Regions from separate parts of the Mus musculus genome. Here region 2 is linked to region 1. The links are chromatin loops, found by intact Hi-C in ENCODE. Cell type or tissue: heart. All regions are shown on one strand. Links, peaks and the distances in the headings refer to the core of each region. The heading gives the core; the rest is flanking DNA.

Evidence for each region. Peaks named below come from ENCODE experiments on the same cell type or tissue, not always from the same donor. Only the 100,000 strongest peaks of a DNase experiment are listed, where the experiment ranks them.
Region 2: a loop joins it to region 1, with 5 times the contacts of the local background. A loop is called at or near these places in 4 of 42 quality-filtered maps.

What each region holds. Positions count from the first base shown.
Region 1 is chr1:125,433,138-125,438,511 of GRCm38, reverse strand. Actr3 (ARP3 actin-related protein 3) reads left to right here and starts at 2,785. Exons shown (of 12, transcript NM_023735.2): 1 at 2,785-3,227. The coding sequence starts at 3,184. In heart, for the core only: no CTCF peak of the experiment used is centred there; DNase peaks (open chromatin) are centred at 2,711 and 3,711; H3K4me3 peaks cover 3,278 bases; H3K27ac peaks cover 2,987 bases.
Region 2 is chr1:125,514,604-125,519,977 of GRCm38, reverse strand. No RefSeq gene overlaps it. Among named protein-coding and RNA genes, the nearest start is that of Slc35f5, 44 kb to the left of the region's middle. In heart, for the core only: CTCF peaks have their summits at 670 and 2,518 (motif pointing left); a DNase peak (open chromatin) is centred at 547.

The sequences.
Region 1 (5,374 bases), core at 79-5,078:
ACCTGTTAGTTACAGCATGTTAGGACACACCAGGCATGGGCAAAGGAATGGCTATATAGGGGGCTAAAGATAGCCCCAAGTAAATTGTAATTACCTTCCAACCTTACAGTCAGTGAAGTTCTAATTAGTTAACCAGCCTTCCAGAAGGTTCCATGTAAGATGCTATTCTTTCCAGAAAGTTCAGTTCTTACAGCCAAAACTTTTTTTTTCCCCCTAGCTCTTTTGATACGTTCCAAGTTGCTTTAGGATAAACTTGAGTATGCTTAGAGGTAGCTACACATTTCTGAACCACCCTCTTTCTCAGGGTTCGTTTTTCATCACATCCTCTTTGGCTGTCTTCATTTTAACCACTGAAGGGAAGAGGTCAGATTCCCCTCCCCCAGGCCTGCCTCAAGTCAGGTCCTGGACACATGCACCTTCTTCTCTTCTCGGGAACCCCCCTCCCTTCCTTCCTCTGTTTCTTACTCTGTGGCAGAGCCACTTATCTTGTTCAAGTGTGTCTGCTCTGCTGTTTGCCAACTCTTCACCTGTTTCTCACAGTTCTCAGCACTTTTCTGTGGCTCTTAATACAATCTGTTTCTCTACTCACAGGCAGAACTCTGATCCCACACCCCTTATCTATTCTTTGCCCCACTATATTAAGGATCAATATAGTCTCTGCCACACAGAGCTGGTGAAAATACTTTTCACCAAATGACTAACATTAATAAGAGAAAAGTCGGTATTTTACCCCTCAGGTCAGCTTACCTAACCTGATAACAGAATTTTCTGCATTGAATAACACATCTTTTCTTAATGTATTATTATGGTCTCATATAAGCAAACCTAGATTAGCCTGCTCAAAATATGCTCTCCAGTACAGTATGGCACAGGGGGTATGGGGGTGACCAAACACTTTTGGATGAGGCCTGCTCTTCAGAAGGGAATTTAGGCAGATTATGCTAAACCTGTCCAAACCTCCCATGGTTTAGGCCGTCACAGGCTGTATAGGGAAACCTGTTGCCCTACTCAATAGACCTGTTGTAATATTACCTTGTAAACACTGATATTTCTACACATATCATGCTGAGGGTAGGTGACTACTGACCATCAGCCTTAGATGGTCCATCTATGCAGACCCTCACCACTCCACAAAGCTCGGGGAGCATCATGGAGGAGGGGATGGGGGTGCATAGAAGATGCTGTCTTCTGGACATGACACAGATTTTGCAGTTATAGTTTCCTGAAGATCTAGCCAAGATCAGTCAGCATTTCAACCAAACTGACTGGATTCAGGAGATTACCAAAAAATAAATGAAAATCAGAGGGGACAGGAAGGGAGGAGGAAGAAGAGGAAGAAGAGGAAGAGGAGAAAAGGAGGAGGAGGAGGAGGAGGAGGAGGAGGAGGAGGAGGAGGAGGAGGAGGAGGAGGAATACATTGGGATATCCAGGGGAGCCAGAGAGAAGGTTCTGGGTAAATTCAATCAAGATATAGCATTTACATGTATGGGATTGCTAAAGAATAAATAAAAGACAAGCCTGTTGGGAAGGAAAGCTATTAACTTTCCAGGTTCCTGCTGATGAGAAAGTAAATTCTCAGGTTCTACTGCACATTGATTTTGCCTAATCCCCTGGGAGATGACCCAGCAACATACTTTAAGCTTTCTATGTTACTCTGATGTATTCAAGTTTTAAAAGTATTACTTTTTAAGTCTGTGATGTAAAAAAATACATATCTTTTTCTCATCTTTCTTTCTTTTTCTTTTTCTTTTTTTTTCCAACTAGAAAAAGTTGGTATCACGTTAACAGCACTCCACAGAAGGAAATTCATTGTCACTTCAACCGGAATAGAGGCCACCTGCACAGAGTCTATTTTGTAGAACACAACCTCTGGGACACTGGCCTTTCTTAAAGGCCGGAGATAATCTCACTACTCTTGAAAGAAGTTTATCATCACCCCAAAACCCAAATAAAGGCCATTTGTACAGGCTATGTAGAGCATAACCTCTGGGAAACTTGATTTTTTAATTTTTGTTTTATATTTTCTTATGAGGGGGAGGATGTGCGCAAAATCAAAGAACAACTTGTGGGGGTCTTTTCATTCCTTCCAGCATGTGGATCTCCAAGGGCTCAAACTCAGGTTAGTGAGTGCAAGCATCTTTACCTGCTAAGCCATGTCACTGATCCAACACTTGCCTTTCTTGGAAGACACACAGGAATCCCCAAACCCTGAAGAAGGTGGGTTTGTTATTGTTCAACCTAACGTCTTGGATCCTTGCCTGTCTTAAAAGCAAAGGCCCACCATTTTGGGGAGCTTGCAAACTACAATGCAATAGTATAACTGACATAAATCTCAGGACACATCCCTTTTCTGACTGCTCACCTACAGCGATTATGGGGACATGCCGCTGACCACGTTTCCAATTAGCCCTTCACCCCACAGTAGAAAGCCTCCTGCCCATGGCTCAAGTTAGCAGAGAAGAAACACACTCAACACCCACCACCACCAAAAGCCAGCTTCCTAACTAAATAACTGCCTGACTTCTGGGCTGCCACCGGCCAGAAAATGCGAACTGGAATCTTCGCAAGTCGGAAGCGGAGCCGCGACCCACAGCTGCGCGCCACTGCGCATGCGTAGCCGCTTCTGGACCCCCTTCAAGCTCAGCTTGGCTTCTGGGCTTCCAGCTATTTGAAAACCCAAAGTGGACTTTCTGGCTATCCGGAAGGGAGCCGGGGCCGGGCGGCCGCACAGTACATCGCACGCACGCGCGCGCGTGCTCGCTCCTCCCACCCGGAACCGGAAGTGGGAGCGATCGCGGCCTGGGGCCTGGCCTGGCCGGGGCGTCGGCAGCGGCGGCCATCTTGGCTCCCCGCGGAAAGGCAGTGCGAGGGGGAAGAAGTTGTAGGGTGGGGGCGGGAGCGAGGAGGAGGAGGAGGAGGGCGGAGAGCGGAGGGGTAGAGGAGGAGGCCGCGGCAGGGTAGGGCGGGGACAGCCAGCCTGCCGGCCGGCCAGCCTGCTGGGCTTGCGGAAGTACTAGCCGACTGCTCACTCGCTCCTGCTCGGGCTTCCCACAGCTCCCTCCCTTCCTCCCTCCCTCCCGACCGAGGGCGGCCCGGGCCGGTGCATGGTCAGCCAGCTCCCATCTCTAGCTCCCCGGCCTCTCAGCAGCACGGAACGGACGGCAGCGGCGGGCGAGGAGGAAGATGGCGGGACGGCTGCCGGCCTGTGTGGTGGACTGTGGCACGGGGTACGGCGGGTCTTCGGGGTGGGGGAGACTGAGGCCGGGGACGGGCGGAGGAGGGAGATGAATGGGGGGAGCCGGCCAGACTGGCGAGGGGTGGTGCCGGGAGCCTCCCGGGACAGAGATCTTTTCCAGGCCCTTCCTTTCCGAGGAGGCCGTCTGGCCCACCTGGCTGTCCTTTCCCTTCTCTCCCCTTTGCTGCCTGTGAAGCAGGGCACCCACCGAGGACCTCCAGACCTAGGAGCAAGGAAAAGAGAGAGAGAGAGAGAGAGAGAGAGAGAGAGAGAGAGAGAGAGAGAGAGAGAGAGAGAGAGAAGCGCTCCTTGCAGATTTTGCAAGATCGCGGTGACAACTCTCGATCTCTTAGGGCGTGTGGGTGGGGAGAGCGACGAACCAGGCTGTGAAAATGGGAAGCTAGCATGGGGGGCTTTTGCAGCGGACCCACGCGCCGCCTGGTTTCCGCCCACACCCATTCGTAGCCATCTCCCACTACCCATTGAACCAAGTCAGTTCCAGCGAGGAGGATCTCACGGGGGTTATAGCTCTTGCCTCAAAAAAGTCCCTTGGTGAGCAAGCGCGCTGCAACTTCCTTAGTTTTGTCAAAGCCGCTTCCTGCTTTCCGTCTTTTATAGCCTTATAAGGTAGTTTTTCGTCTCGAACGTTACCACGTCTTATTAGAACTTTCAAAATTAAGCAGGTTGCATAAAGAGTACATTATGAGTGGTAGGTATCAATATGTCTGAACTAGAAAAAAAAATGTTCTTGTGTGTCCACGGAGGGAGACAGAGGGGAGAGAAGGGACGCACCCTGGAACCTAAACGTTTGTTCACGTTCGTTTTGTGACTGTGTCTTGAAAACTGAAAGGGGGTATAAAGGAATGTGTTTGATTTAAAGTAATTGTTTCTGATAGTAGTGTGGTTGACTAAAATGACTTTAAAGTAGTGGTTTTGTATTAATGAACCTTGTCAAGAGTTACAACTTGCTCTGGGTAGTGACCTAGAGAGAAGACTGTACATTTTTTTATGTTCTACGTTGAAATCCTTGGTGGAGGAAGAGGCCTGTCTGATCTCGAATCCCCCAAATACATCAGTGGTTTTGAGGATAGTTGCCAACCTTTTTCCTCTTATTCTCCCTACCACAGTTATTTAAGCGATGCCTTTTCTTTCCCTCCACACTAGTTAAAACTCTTCTGCCTTTATTTGTAATTTTGTCAGGCAGCTGGAAACAACAGAAAACTTTTTTTTTCTTGGAAAACACTAGTCTAGTCTTGGAATTTCTATGTATTTTCTTAGTTGACATTTTATTAAAGTTAGGTTTTCTTTTAATCCAGTGTCACCTCCCTGAAGTGTTTCTGTGTATGTGTTTAAGTTTATCCTTTTGTAGTTTAATTGATCAGTTGTTGGATGTTAGAGCCATTTTAAAAATTAGAATTAGCCAGAGTGAATAGGACTTTTCAAGTGTATTGTATTGAAGTGACAGATAGTGCTATGTTGTACTTTCATGCTTTAGAAATCACTGTCAGTAGAACCACATAGTCACTGATCACCTTATAAATAATGCCATGGCTGCTTAAGTAGGATTTGTCTTTTTATTCTTTTTATGTATCTATTTTCCTCTTTTGGAATGCAGTTTTGGTTATTTTTGAATGAATAGTATTTGGTACTTGAACTTAATTGTCCCTAAGTGACCTTTTTTCTTAAAGGGCAACCTTGAATTAAGAACACATTTGGAGTGGCCAGGAAAAGTGGTACAACTTATACCTAGGCTATTTCTGTGTCATATCTCAATTACTAAATCATTACATTACTATATTGATCTCACCTTACAAGGAGAGCTTAGCTGGACAGTCATTTATTTATATATGGATGAAAATGATTAAAGTCACATTCTCTGTTCAGTATTTTTACCTTTGCTCACAGTCTGGATTTCCCAATTTTTCTTTATTTTGCTTCTGAAGCGCGCGCGCGCGTGTGTGTGTTTACCCCCATGTTTGTTTGGCTATTCAAGATAACAACTTAGAAAGTCATACTTGAGCTTTGTTAGGAAAGTCTTCTCTCAGTGCCCAAGATAAATAGCATGTACAAGAATGACTGGCAGGGAGTTTTACATCTGAAATAACTTGTTTCCCAAACGCAAAAGGTGTCCCTTTAGTT
Region 2 (5,374 bases), core at 139-5,138, 81 kb before region 1:
AGGTGATTGGGTTAGGGAGAACCTGACTAACTGATGTCATCAATGAGTGAATCTACTGACTTGGGTTTATAATTTGATTGGATAGTGAGAAGTGATAGAAGCAGGAGGTGAGACCTACTTAAAAGGACCATGGCCTTGAGGATATACCCTCACAGATTGTAATAACTTGTTCTCAGCCCCCTGCTCTCCCATTGTCTCTGCATCCTGGCTTCCTCGAGGTGATGGCCTTGCTGATATTTATCAGCTGGTGTCTATGGACACACAGGTGGGCTTGACAGCGACAGGCCTGGTGATAGCTGTGGGAACAGGGAGAATGGATGGTGGACCAGGGCTGAGGGTTTGTCTGCAGAGACAGCTGAGTGGCTGGCGTCCTGGAACAGAAGAGCTCAGTGTACAAAGAAGAGTTAGGGTGGTTAAGGATATTGGGAAAGCAAGTCAGAACAAGGGCAAAGGTTATCTACTCTGGAACCTTGGCCCGTTGCCCTAAGCTCCTACTCTAGCTAGCTGTTTCCTGGTTCCTGGGTGGGGCTGACAGTTCTATGGTCAACCCTGTACAGGAACAAAGTACACAGGGTTGTTGCTGCCCTCTTGTGATAAAGTCAGAGGGTTTCCAGTCCTGCATTCGTCCTTCTGTCCTGGCTCAGGTAGAACTACAGGAGGCACAGCCTGGCTCTACTGCACGTTTTTTAGAGGTATTCATTTCCCATGATGCCCCAGCCCACTAGCACCACACCGTGGCCCAGAGACAACACTACAAGTGTTGCTGGCCTAGGATAGGAAGGGAAGGGTTCCAGGAGACAAACAAGGCACAGGCTCTATGATCAGTGTTGATGCACCCAGAGCCAGGATGCTACTGGGTCAACACAATGACCTCATTGCCCTTCTTAAAGCCGTGGGTTCTGTCAACATTCATGGCCAAGTTCCTGTCCTCAAACCAAAGGCTTGGAGTGAAACCTTTGAAATTGTGATCCAAAACAAATCTTTCCCCCTCTAAGTTTTACCTGAGGCAATTTGTCACAGCAATGGAAAGCTGACATATTTAATAATAGGAACTCCCCTAAATAGCCATTAATTTCAGTTCTATCTAGGGATGCAAACCAAATAAAAGACACAATTTGACTGGGCTGGCTCAGTTGGGAAATCACTTGCCTTGCAAACTGAGGAACTGAGTTTGGTCAAAGTACTCAGGAGAAAGAAAGAAAGAAAGAAAGAAAGAAAGAGAGAGAGAGAGAGAGAGAGAGAGAGAGAGAGAGAGAGAGAGAGAGAGAGAAAGAAAGAGAGAAAGAAAGAGAGAAAGAAAGAGAGAAAGAAAGAGAGAAAGAAAGAGAGAGAGAAAGAGAGAGAAAGAGAGAGAGAGAAAGAGAGAGAAAAAGAGAGGAAGGAGGAAGAAAGAAAGAAAGAAACAAAGAAAGAAAGAGAGAGAAAGAGAGAAAGAGAGGAGGCAGGGAGGAAAGGAGGAAAGAAAGAGAGAAAAGAGTGAAAGAAAGAGAAAGCTCAGGAGTGTTGGCACTCACTTACATTACTGTATTCCCAGCACCAGTGAGGCAGAGAAGGGTAGATTCCTGAGATACTCAGCCAGCCTAACCTACTTGGGGTTATTCCAGGTCAATAAGAGACTCATTCTAAATAATAATAATTATAATCACTATTAATATTATAGATAATATTATACATGATACATTGTATATTATACATACCATATTACATATGATTAATATATAATTATATAATATTATGCCATATACAACAACAATAAATTTATTTATTATTATTATTATTATTACAGGTGGCACCTGATACCCAAAGGTTGTTCTCTGGCCTCCACATTCACTTGCATACACCTGGACACACATGCACACACATACACACAGAAGCCACAAGCACGTACATGAACCTGGACAAACATGTGCGTGCACACAGAAACCATGACTATGTTCATTTGAGAATCTTTTACCATAGTAAAACACAAAACAACCTGGATATATAAAGATAAGACATAAAGACACTTAATTGTGTTTCATCCATGGAAAGATGGTATGGGACAGTTAAAGGTGGAGGAGACGGGGCTGGAGACATGGCTCAGCAATTAAAAGCACTTGCTGCAAAATTGTGAGGACCAGAGTTTGAATTCTAGCACCCACACAATGAGCCAGTATTTATACAAATACCTGTAAGTCTAACTCCAAGGGAGGCAGAGACAGACAGATGTTGGGGTCCACTGGCTTTCAGCCTAGCTGAGACAAAGGCCTGCCTCAGAAGAGGCCAAGAGTGACAGAGGACCCTCAATAGCCATCTTCTAGTTGCCATAGGTGCATTTGTGCATACACACACACACATGTACAAACATTTGCACGCACAAAAATATAAATCCTTTTAAAATTATGCATATTAACATTGGAGAGATGATCCACAGTTACAAGTTTTTATTGCTCTTGAAGTTCAGTTCCCAGAATCCTGTTGGGTGGCTTGCAACTGCCTGTAACTTCTGGTCCAATGAGTCTGACGCCCTCTGCTGGTCTCTATAGTCATCCGCACTTGTGGGCCCAAGCACACCCACAAATGAATATAAATAAATAAAAATAAGCCATTTAAAAATGACTTAGAATATATATTTCTAGCTGGGTGAGGTGGTACATGCCTTTAATCCCAGCATTTGGGAGGTAGAGGTGGGTTCATATTTGTGAATTCAAGCCAGTCTGGTCTACAAAGAGAGTTGTAACAGCCAGGACTCTATGACACAGAGAAACCCTGTCTCAAGCAAGCAAACAAACGAACAAAGAAGAATATATATTTCTTTGGTTCTTTTCTTCTTTAAACATTACTTATTAAACTCTGGTATGTGCACAGTGCTGAGCTGGAAGCTGAGGGTGTTAAAAACAACACAGTTAATCTCCAGCCTCAAGGATCTCAGACATCAAAGGAGCAAGAATAACAGTAGACAGATAATCACACATCTGAGCGAGTGACTCGTAGTGTAATAATTACTATGGAGGAAAGTTACTGGGTGAAAGTCAATCATCAAGGGACGTGGTCTGCTGGAGCCTGGTTTATAGGTCTGAATAGAAAGTAAAGGTAAAGAAGGGAGGATATCAGGCAAAGTGAGTAGTAGAGGGTTTTGAGGAATATATTCATTTCCTTGAAATACTGTATAATTCATGGTTAGGGTTTGTTGCTGATTGGCCTATTTGGAGACTGTAGGATTTAGATGTACAGGTTGGGAGCTAGAAACACACATAAAACAGTTACAGTTCAAAACGTGAAGAAAACAAAGTGTTCAGAATCAGTGAAGGAAAATCAGCACACATTAAAAATGGACCCCAGAGCTAGAGAGATGACTCAGAGGTTAAGAACACTGACTGTTCTTCCAGAGGTCCTGGGTTCAATTCCTACCAACCACGTGGTGACCTACAACCTTTTGTAAGGGAGTCCAATGCATTCTTTTGGTGTGTCTGAAGACAACTATAGTGTACTCTTATGCATGTATACATACATAATAAATCTTTTTTTTTTTCTTTTTTTGAGACAGGGTTTCTCTGTATAGCCCTGGCTGTCCTGGACCTCACTTTGTAGACCAGGCTGGTCTCGAACTCAGAAATCCACCTGCCTCTACCTCCCAAGTGCTGGGATTAAAGGCATGCGCCACCATACCCGGCAAATCTTTTTAAGAAAGAGAGAAAGAAAGAAAGAAAGAGAGAGAGAGAGAGAGAGAGAGAGAGAGAGAGAGAGAGAGAGAAAGAAAGAGAGAAGGGAGGGAGGGAGGGGGGAGGGGAGGGGAGGGGAGGGGAGGGGAGGCGAGGGCAGGCGAGGGCAGGCGAGGGCAGGCGAGGGCAGGCGAGGGAAGGCGAGGGAAGGCGAGGGAAGGGAAGGCAAGGGAAGGGAAGGCAAGGGAAGGGAAGGGAAGGCAAGGGAAGGGAAGGCAAGGGAAGGGAAGGGAAGGGAAGGGAAGGGAAGGGAAGGGAAGGGAAGGGAAGGGAAGGGAAGGGAAGGCAAGGGAAGGGAAGGGAAGGGAAGGGAAGGGAAGGGAAGGGAAGGGAAGGGAAGGGAAGGGGATCCTGGGGCCAGTGGGATGACTTAGCAGGTAAAGGCTGTTGCTACCAAATCTGGCAAATGGAGTTCCATCTCTGGGATCCATATGGTGAATGGAGAGCATCCAATTCTATGCTCTAGTCTCAATAGGTGCACCATGGCCTGAACACACACATGCATGCATACGTGCCCATACGTAAATAAATCAGTAAATAATTTAACAAATCGTATATGTATATATATGTATATATACATACACATATATGTACATACATACATATATTATATTGTGTGTGTGTGTGGGGGGGGTGTTGGTATTTTCCTAGACAAGAGTTTGTCTGTGTAGCCCTGGCTGTCCTGGAACTCACTCTGTAAACCAGGTTGACCTCAAACTCAGAGATCTATTTGCCTTTGCCTTTCGAGACAGGGTTTCTCTGTGTAGCCCTGGCTGTCCTGGAACTCACTTTGTAGACCAGGCTGGCCTTGAACTCAGAAATCTGCCTGCCTCTGCCCCTTGAGTGCTGGGATTAAAGGCGTGCGCCACCACGCCCGGCTGCCTCTGCCTCTTGAGTGCTGGGATTAAAGGCATGCGCCACTACTGCCAGGTTCAAATGATGTATTTTTTTTTTTTTAATGTATCTCAGATGTAACTCCTGCTCTCCTGTCAGTCCTTCCTTCCTGGGCCAAGCCAACAGTCTCTCTGTGCTCATCACAGTAGCTTCCTGCCTTCAGCTCTGTGTGCTGTGAGCCCTGTGTGCTCTAAGGTGGGCAGCGCCAGTCCAATGGTGCCACTAGTGTGTTTAAAACACTCAAGCAGAAGCTACACAGATCAGTAAGACCCGAGACTTCTGGAGATCTCTACATCCACATGACTTCCAGCCTTTCCCTTGCTATTACCACCCCAGATGAGCCTTCTTCCAACACACCACGCAAGCTGAACCATAAGCAAGCCTGTCCCCAAGGTGCCACAAGGTTAGCCTTTCTCCCAGTGATCTCCAGGGCTCAATTCCCTGAACACACCCTTCCAGCAGGGCCACCTTTGCCTGTCCTTGGCCCCAGTTACTGTCACACCCAAACTCTCCTTCCTTCGCTTGCCTCCTTTTTCTTGCTTGCTGGCACTTGTCACTGTCCCATAGAGCATGCATTTCACCTACATTATAGTGCCCACAATGTTAGCGAGTGCCGCCTGGTGCTTGCCTATGTGGTGTCTTTCTTAGGCAATTATAAGAACGTATCTGTTGCCAGAGAGATGGCTCAGAGGGTAAAGGCATTTGCCACTAAGGCTGATGACTAGAGTTCGATCCCTGGGATCCACAAAGTTGAAGGAAAGAACTGTCTTCTCTGTTGT